Regions from separate parts of the Homo sapiens genome. Here region 2 is linked to region 1. A link is a loop called in an ENCODE intact Hi-C map of the cell type or tissue named here. Cell type or tissue: A673. All regions are shown on one strand. Region 1 has its middle 17 kb from the start of LINC02704. Region 2 overlaps TSPAN18 (tetraspanin 18).

What was found. Peaks named below come from ENCODE experiments on the same cell type or tissue, not always from the same donor. Only the 100,000 strongest peaks of a DNase experiment are listed, where the experiment ranks them.
Region 2: a loop joins it to region 1, with 4 times the contacts of the local background. A loop is called at or near these places in 5 of 110 quality-filtered maps.

What each region holds. Positions count from the first base shown.
Region 1 is chr11:44,682,119-44,687,118 of GRCh38, reverse strand. No RefSeq gene overlaps it. Among named protein-coding and RNA genes, the nearest start is that of LINC02704, 17 kb to the left of the region's middle. In A673, no CTCF peak of the experiment used is centred here; no DNase peak of the experiment used is centred here; H3K27me3 peaks cover 748 bases.
Region 2 is chr11:44,736,816-44,741,815 of GRCh38, reverse strand. All of the region lies in intron 1 of TSPAN18 (tetraspanin 18), which reads right to left. Among named protein-coding and RNA genes, the nearest start is that of TSPAN18-AS1, 2.6 kb to the right of the region's middle. In A673, no CTCF peak of the experiment used is centred here; no DNase peak of the experiment used is centred here.

The DNA.
Region 1 (5,000 bases):
ATTCCTCCCAGCACAGCTGTTAAAGTCCAATGTAAAGGACTTAGGGTCTGGCTCACAATAAAGCCTGATTGTTTTTAAAAATTATTATTTGGACAGACTCAGGGTCCCCAGCACATTGGAGGGAAGGGAACCAAACTGTCTTTCTTGCTTGGATGAGGGAAGAAGACACAAGAGAGGTTGTGGTCAGACCCAGTGAACAGACCCCAGCAATGCCAGGCAGCATGGGCAGGGAGCAGCAGGGGAGCTGGCACCTCAGCCACCACCTTTCTGCCCACTCTCTCCCCTCCAAAGTCCTGATTTTCAAGTTGATACCATACATGTGGGGTCGTCTGAGTTGCCCAATACCTCCTCCAGCCAACTGGACTCTCCTGGGTGTCCGGAGATCATCCCTCTCATTCCCCACCCATCTCATCTGAGTCCTGGCCTGGTGTATGATCAATGCTCAATGAGGGGAGTTGCACACTTGTGCACTGTGTTTCTGTTTACAGACATATCCACGCCCATCATCAACTTTCAATCCTACAGAATGGGTCTTACCAACGCATCTCACTGTTTCAAATGGACCACAGCTGGTGGAATCTAAGAATACCCCCATCACACCTTGGGTGGTGAAGATTCTTCTAAAATTCTAGGTGAAGGCTATTAGGTGTTTGGTTTGGGGGATCTTTTTTGTGTGTACTCCTTACTGCTTTCAGACCATGTGCTGTGCGCTTTACTGCTGTCATTGCATTCAATCCTGATAACGGCTTTGTAAGGTAAGTGTTGCTATTGCCCCCATTTTGCAGGTGTAGAAGGTGAGAGTCCCCATGTAGTTACTCGCTCAGGGTCACACAGCCACGGGAATAGAGCTATGACTAGAGACCAGGTCTTTCTACCCCCAGACCCCACACTCTCAGCCACCATACTCCTCTGCCCACCATTTTCTTCCCCAGTTCTGCAAACCTCTTTCTACGAGGTATCAGTATTGCTCATCCTGGTGGCCTCCTTCCACCTCATCCCCTGTACCCAGGACAAAGTAAGGCAGAAGGGGCAAACATAGGAGGTGATGTAACATGATTGGGGCGGCGCAACTGATAAGTAACAGATCCAGGATTAGAACTGAGGCTGTCGGATCCCAGAGCCTGTGCTCCTAACCAGCACACGCTGTCGCCTCCAATCATATGTAATTAAATTAGCATTTAATGATCTAGAATTACATTTTATGACAGAATATGTACAGTTGATGAAGTTCTGTGTTCATGGTTCTCACACACTGCATTATGATGAAAGGTTCATTCATTATCGTTAAGGGGCCGACAAAACCACATATGTCCAGTGCTTGGGGGACACAGTCCCTGCAGCGTAGGGTGTCACCAAGTGGTTATTGAACTCCTATAGAGCAAGGACTGGGTCTCAGTCGCCTTTTCAGCGGCAGCACCTAACACAGTGCCTGGCACAGTGCTGGTACTTAGAGTAATAAATGAATGGAGGAGTTGGCCCTCCAACCACATTTTCTGATTTCCAGTGCTCTTTCCTTTACATCACAACCTCAAAGCTTTTGAGTTTGGGGAGCACTGATTGGTACCAGGGCACATCTCAGGAGAGGTATGAACTGCCAAGGGGTGGACTGTAGACCGCAAGTTGGCCAAGCATGTGGGCTCTGAACTCAGCTTGCCTGGGTTCAAATTCTGACTCCACTACGTATTACTTAAGGGACTTCAGGCAAGTTACTCAGCCTCCCCCTTCAGCATGAGGAGTGGCCACAGTCCAGGTTTAGGGATAGGAAGTCGCCTCCACCTGGGCAGAAGCAGCTCCATCTCAGACTCCACTGACCGACAAGGCAGACGGGGCACCAGCAGACGGGGCACCTGCAGTCAGCACCTGAATGCCTCTCCTCCCTCAGACTCCCCTTGCGGCCAGCTTTGTACTCCTGCCTGGCCAAACACATAAAGCCTTGTTAATAATGAATAGGCCCCTGTCTGCCTTACTTAACACTGAAGCTCCAGGCAGATGCACAGCCCTTTATAAATGATCCAGTCCAGCTGATTAGGCCCCGTGGGGCGCATTCCTGCAGCCAGCCTCTTGTTCCCCGTAATGGAATCATAATGTTAATGTGATTTCAATTAGGGCTATGTTACAGAACACAGGTGCTGGAGTGAGCCTGCAGGCGGGGAGGCCTCCTCAGGGACTCATTTTCCTGGGAAAGGTACGCGTCTTTCCAAGGCCTCAGGAAAAAGCAAGTCACCCCGGCTGAAGGGAAGACATGAAAGCAGGGACGAGAGGTATCAGAGCCCACACTCCCGGCTCTTCAGGGGCCCCAGACTTGTTTCTTATTCAACTTGAGTAGCAGGCCCCTTTTACAGAGTGTCTTGGGGGCCCCTGAGATCCACAGGTCCCAATTTGAGAAACAACGGCCCAAGAACCAAAATCTTATCCCAGGAAAATGTCTTTCTGTTGCGAATTATCACTGCAACAGAGATGAATAAATGATAGATGGCTTTTTTATTTTTCTTAATAAAAATAGCTCACATGTATGGAGGCTTCACTATGTCCCAGACACAACTTTTAGTACATTATGTGTATGTACAACTCATTCCTCGGATTTCATTATGAAAATGAAAGCACACAAATATTTTTTGGACAATTTTCTTTTTCTTTTTCTTTTTCTTTTCTTTTTTTTTTTTTTTTTTTGTTGAGACAGAGTCTTGTTCTGTTGCCCAGGCTGGAGTGCAGTGGCACAATCTTGGCTCACTGCAAACTCCGCCTCCCAGGTTCAAGTGATTCTCGTGCCTCAGCCTCCCGAGTAGCTGGGATTACAGGTGTGCACCACTATGCCTGGCTAATTTTTTTGTATTTTTAGTGGGGATGGGTTTTCACCATGTTGGTCAGGCTGGTCTCGAACTGCTGGCCTCAAGTGATTTGCCTGCCTTGGCCTCCCAAAGTGCTGGGATTACAGGCATGAGTCACTGTGCCCGGCCATTTTTTGGACACTTTTCATAGAATGCAAGGACCCCCTAAGGACACATTTCCAGATTGCAGTCTGAGAAACCCCAGCCTGGGGTAGCTGGGCCAGATGGGACCTTCAGGGAGCCCTGGGCCAGTTCTCATCCTACAGGTGAGGAAGCCAAGAGCCAGAGAGGGGAAGGGACTTGCCCAAGGCCTCCTTGCAAGTCAGTGGCCAATAGAACATCCAACCCAGATGCCCTGCCCCCCAGGGCCCAAGCCCTTTTTCCTTCCACCATGCTCATGATGAAGAAAGTATGGGGAGAAAATAAAAATTATCCCAAATCCCGCTACCCAGAAATCTCCATTGCTGACATCCTAGAATATCCTTCCAGCCTTTTACTCCAGACATATACAACTGGCCCTCCATATCTGCAGTTTCTGCATGTGCAGATGCAACCAACTGAGGGTCATAAATATTCAAAAAACTAAAACCAAAAAATGCAACAATAAAAATAATACAAGTTAAAAATATACTACAGCAACTATTTATGTAGCATTTACATTGTATTAAGTATTATAAGTAATCTAGAGATGATTTGAAGTATATGGGAGGATGTGCATAAGTTATATGCAAATATGACTCCATTTTATATAAGGGACTTGAGTATCTGTGGATTTTGGTATCCACAGGGGATCCTGGAACCAATCCTGTAGGGATACTGAAAGATGACTGTATGCACTTTACAGCACAAAATCGGATAATAGTGACTAGGCTATTTAGTAATCTGTTATTTTTCCCCATCTAAAGATAGCATGTCAACTGGGCAGCACTGGGTCATTTATTTCTGATACCCATGTCATTCTAATGACACCCATGGGCTCAAGGTGGCCTTTTTTGAAGGTCTCATGTTGCCCAGGTTCTCCCATGACTCCTTTATTGCAAACACTAAAAGTGATTTGCATTTCTCTGATCAGGTCTTCAATTCATGCCTCCATGCCCTTTTACTTGCTGGTTTCTACCAGCAAAGCCCTTCTCTGCTTAGCAAAATCACACTCAGCTCACATATTACTTCTGCAGTGAAGCCTTCCCTGGCTACTCTAGCATCATCCTCTCCTCTCCCCGTGCCCTTATCTTCTTGCAATGCTTCTACAGGATGTTTTATCTGGTCCTGTTTGAGCATCTGTCACTTTGTATTTCTACTGTACAGGGTGTCCATAAAATCTGGAAACAGGCAAACATACAGAATATTGTCAAAGACATCTTTCATATGTAACATATACATACATTGTTATGACTTTCTAGGCTTCTGGACTTCATGGATACCCTGTATTTTCACTGGTCAGTCCCCTTCATTCCATGGTGAGTGCTGGAAGTCAGAGAAACACTATCTTCTTCATATTTGTATCTCTAAGGGAGTATTTAGGTGATTATTGATCACAGTTTCCTCATCTGTGACATGGGACCCTTTGGATAGTGGTAGGTGAGATGAGATAATGCAAGAAAGCAATTAGCACAGTGACTGATGCAAAGTAAGCTTTCCATAAATAGTGGCTATAACTGTTTGTAGTATAATTGCTATTGTTATTAAGCCTGTGGCTTTTTGAACAAGGGATGTGCAGAGTGAGGGAGGGATGACTAAATGAACAGATGATGGATGAATGGATAATGAGTGAAAGGATGAGAATATGGATGGGTGATAAAGGGAGAAGGATGGATGATTAATAGAGGCTGGATGGATAGTCTTAGAATGGATAAATGGAAGGATGGAAGGATGGGTGGATGGGTGGATGTATGGATGGATAAATGGATAGATGGATAGATGATGGATGAATGGGTGGATGGATGGATGATGGATAGATAGGTGGGTAGGTGAATGGGTACATAATGGATAGTTGGATGTGTGAGTGATGGATTGATGAATGAAGGGTCCATCTTTTCCTTTCATAAGTAAGGATAGAAGAAAGGAGGCAAGAGGTTGACAGGAAGACCAAAGGTCTTGGTGGCTAGAGACAAGAGTCAAAGGCTACTTGTTATCCCAGCCTTCTACCATAGCCCAGATCTCAACTAGGTCTCA
Region 2 (5,000 bases), 55 kb before region 1:
GTTTTTGCTGTCCCTTTTTTCTAGATGAGGAAACTAACGTTCAGAGGGAATAAATAACTTGCCAAAGGTCATGTGGCTGGTAGGGACCGACCCAGGATTTGAACCCAGATCCATGGGACTCCAAAACTAGAATTCACCTCTCTTGCTCACAGCACCCATTCAAATGCCAGGAGGACTCTACAGCTGCCTTCAGAACTTCCTTCTAGCAGCACGTTTCATGTTAATCCCGTATGTCTCACCAGCAGACACGCACGAACTCACACACACAACTTTAGCTACATTATCATCATCATTATTTTTTTTTCCAAAAATATTCTATCAGTAAGGTCATTTTTCTTTACACACACACACACACACACACACACACATACATGTCTGAGACAGGTTTGAATAGACCTTTGTGAGTGGCTAGACTACGAAGAAACAAAAATTGCCCATTATTTAAATTCGATTACATAGCAACCACATTTTTAAAAGAATATTTTTATTTGAGCTCATTGTGCAGCCAATCTTCAGACACTTTTCTTTCATTAAACTGCTTTGAGAAGGAAAAATTATCAAATGAAAGGGAGGAAATGTTATGCATATCATCCCAGCTCTTGAAAAGAATGCCACGGATTGTCCTCTTTGGCTCTTAATTTATTTAAACAACATCCCCATTTCCATCAACAACCACGCCTCGGCTTCCTGAGAGCTTTTCTCCAGGGGACACAAGGCTCCGAGGTCATGTTCCCCGTTCAAGACTCTCAGGGGAGACCCAGAGGCTCTGGAGTTAAAAGGAGAACAAGCAGCCCCACTCCCGTGATGCGGATGGGATATCAGAAATCCACAGGGATGGCAAAACCTCGTCTCTACTAAAAATACAAAAAAATTAGCTGGGTGTGGTGGTGCACGTTTATAGTCCCAGCTACTTGGGACAGGAGAATCGCTTGAACCTGGAAGGCAGAAGTTGCAGTGAGCCAAGATCTCAACCCTGCCCTCCAGCCTAGGTGACAGAGAGAGACTCCATCTCAAAACAGAAGTCCAGAGGGAACATGAGAGTTTGTTAGAACCAAACCAAGACTGGACTTAAAGATCAGGCTTTCCGGACTCGCAGTCCAGTGCTCCCTCCATCACTCCATTTGAGGAACAATGGAAGACAGAAATTCACAGGCTAGGATGGGGTTGTGGGGGCAGCTCCCCCAATTCTTTGCTAATTCTCTGCATTTCCAGGTGTCCCTGTCTTGCTGAGGGCCCACAGCCTCTGAGCTCGGCCACTACGTCCCCATCAGCTTCTAGGTGCAGAGTCCCCCAGGGAAATCTCCCACCTGTGGCCCAGTCCCAGCCCCTCAGCAGCACCAGGTGCCCCATGCCCCTGGCTGGCCCTGCCCTCTCACAGGACACACAGGTGGCAGCTGTTCCCCTTGGTTGTACAGCCTGCTTTCCCAGCAAGAAGGCTCTGGAAAGGAAAATAAAACAACAAAAAGCCCTTTGATCTGCCAACCGACACCCTTATCACACAATGGAGGAAGGTAGAGATGCCCTCTGTCCTGACCCACGGGTCTCCCGGTCACACATCCTCCCCAAAGGGTCCCAAGGGCTCTTTCCCAAACCCTACCTAGCCCAGGCCCCTGCACCCCACAAGATGAAAAGGAAAAGATGACATTTGCGGGGACAAAGCAGAGATAGGCAAGGGGCGGGCAGAGATCGGAGAGGGCCAGGCAACCATGACAAAGAGAATAAGCCACTGACCCGGTAGCCACCCTACCATAGGTGTCTCTGCAGATTGTCCATTTGGTGGGACATCAGGAAAGGGGCATGCATGAAACAAGCAGCTCATTCCACTAGTCGGGAATGACTGCATCACGGCTGGCCATGCAGTGGCACGCCAGGCACCCATCCCAAAAGGACATGCCTCTCCCATGTCCCATGGTCCACCCAGGAGAACCTCCATGGCTTCGGTGAATAGCTGTTCCCTCCGGTTCCTCCAACCTCAAGCACCAGCTTCAAACTCTTGGCCTGAAGGCAGGCTGGAAAAACCCATAGGAGCAGCCCAGGGCTGTCTCTGGGCCCAGAGACTGGTGTAAGATTGAGAGTGACCTTCCATTGAATATGCTTTTGTTTTATTTCCATATTCTCTTGCTATGTTACTCTTTATTTTTTCCTAAGTCTTTCACCAGGAAGACATGATTACTTTCTTTTCTTTTTGAGACGGAGTCTCGCCTGGCTCTGTGGCCCAGGCTGGAATGCATTGGCGTAATTTCAGCTCACTACAACCTCTGCCTCCCGGGTTCAAGTGATTCTCCTGCCTCAGCCTCCTGAGTAGCTGGGATTACAGGCACCCGCCACCACACTCGGCTAATTTTTTCTATTTTTAGTAGAGACAGGGTTTCACAGTGTTAACCAGCATGGTCTCGAGCTCCTAACCTCAAGTGATCTGCCCGCCTCAGCCTCCCAAAGTGCTGGGATTAACAGGCATGAGCCACCGCACCCAGCCAGACGTGATTATTTTCAAAGAGCAGTTAACTCCTGGAAAATCCAAAAAAAAGATACGGAGGGAGGGAAACCCTGGAATCAAGAAACTCCCCTCACTTCCTGGGATGTTTGACTACCTTCCCACCCTGTTGCAGCCTCCACCTCCCTCACAGCCTAGGTGCAGAAGTAAAGGTCCCCATCCCCTAGTAGTTTTGGCAGCTGCCACCAAACGAGGGATTCAAGGCTGGACGGGAGCAAAGGGCCAGGAGAGAAGTCACCAAGACCCCTGGATCCTGATTTCCTCCCAACCCTGCTGTTAAGAAACAAACCAGCTCCAAAAAGGGAAGACTGTGAGGATCTGCAGAGGAGAAGAGCCAGGAAACAGACCATCTGGCGGTGGAGTGCAGGCTCCAGGTTCGGACTACCTGGGTTTTACACTCCTATACTTGTTCAGCAGCTATGTGACCTTGGGCAAGTAACTTAACCTCTCTGTGCCCTGGTTTTCTCAACCATAAAATGGGGATAGAGTACTGAATTAGAAGATGTTACCGGCTAAATTGTGCTTCCTGCACACTCATATTTAAGCCCTAACCCCTAGCACTTTGGAATGTGAATGTTTTGGCAATTAAGTTATAATGAGGCCTTAAAGGGTCCTAATCCAATCTGACTGGTATTCTTAGAAGAGGAGCTCTGGACACATGGGAGACACCAGGGAAAGGCTGTGCGAGGACACGGTGAGAAAGTGGCCATCCGCAAGCCAAGGAGAGAGACGTCAGAAGAAACCAAACCTGCCAACACCATGGTCATGGACTTCCAGCCTCTAAAACTGGAGAAACAAATATTACATGAATTAATTTATGTAATCCTCACAACTCATAAGTTATGTGTTATATTTAGTCCCATTTTATGATGGGAAAATGAGGCACAGAGAGGTTGAGGAGCTTGTCCAAGGCTGCAGAGCAGGTACGTGATAAAGCTGGGGCTCCAGCCGGGGGGGCTCCAGCCAGGTGGGCTCCAGCGTTCCCACTGTAAAAAACTCTTCTATTGGTGGATGAGATCTGATTTGTGAGGGCCTGGCACCCTGCAAGTAATCAACACATATTAGCTGTGATCATCCACAAGCCAAAGAACACGGAGGATTACCAGTAACCACCAGAACAACCTAAAAAAGACTGGCTTGCAGAGGAGAAAATGGAGAGAAGGCAAGAGAATTTCTCAGGCACCTTCTGAGACCCTACCAGGTGCCTTGGATACAAGGAAGAACAGACAGGCACTGCCCCTGCCTTCCTGGGCTTACACCAAAGTGGAGGAAATAAATGTTAAAAAAAAAAATTACACAGAGAAGTCAACAGTCATCCAAGAGTGACAAAACACCACTAAGGAGAGGACTGTGGAGCCATCTGAGCCTACAGATGGGAAATTTGGCCCATTAGGAAGTCAAGGAGGACTTCCTGGAGGAGGTAATGCAGGGGCTGGGATCCAAAGGATGAGGAGGAGTCAGGTAACTAAAGAGGGAGGAAAAAGCAGTCCAGGGGAGGAAGATCACAAAGATTCATTCATGAAGGTAGGGGCGAGAGAAGAAAACAAGCGGCAGATGGGCTGCAGAAGAGGTAGTGAGGCTTGCGTGGGGAGGGGGCAGAGGTCACATGAAAGCCTTTTGAACACAACAGAGAATCCATCGAAGGGTTTTAAGCAAGGCGGCTAACATGACCACATTACACAACAGATGTTTTCCTAACTAAGTGTGTAAGCTGAACTTCTGTATTTCTTTTTAAGGCAGAAGGAAGCAGTGGGAACTTTAGAGTTAACTTGCCTATAAATTGAATGCAGACTTTCAAATCCAGCTGGCATTTTCATAGATCGGGCTCCCTAAAATGAGGTACGCCTATTGATTTATCACACTGGAGAAGGGTGGGCCTCTCTGGTGTGCTGGAGACGTCAGGGAGTGCCTCTGGTGGCTGCGTCATGGGAGAAACCCCACATTCTGAAAGTGATCTTCCCACTCAGCCACCACGACCTGCTTCCTGCGGTGACCACAATCTTCCCAGACCCCCTTCTCAGCTTCTCCTCATCCTCCAACCCAGCTTGTCCTTTGGGTCCATGAGGTGGCCTTTCTGTCCTGGATGCCCTGAGCATTTTCATGGCATTCTACGGCTCCCTTTGGGCTTTGGTGCTATGGCCTCCCCATGCCCCCACATAAGAGGGGCTTAGGGGCAGAGGCCTTGGTACATAGCAAGGAGGGATGGAATCCCAAAGAAGCTATAGCTAAGAATCTACCCATTCAATCATCCATTTCCTCATTCATTCAGCATGTGAGCATCTGTTCAACCCCAGGCACTGAGCTCCACGCTGCAGGCTCCATGGAAAACCAAACAGAAACATCTCCGCCCTCACTCTATGGAGGAAAACAGATGACAAATAAAATATTTAAAGTAATCCTAACATTCACTGAATACTTTTCATGTACCACATTCCATCCCAAGAGATACATTTATGCATTTTAATCAAACCCTGTGAGTTAAAATGGAGTCAGAGAGAATTTAAGT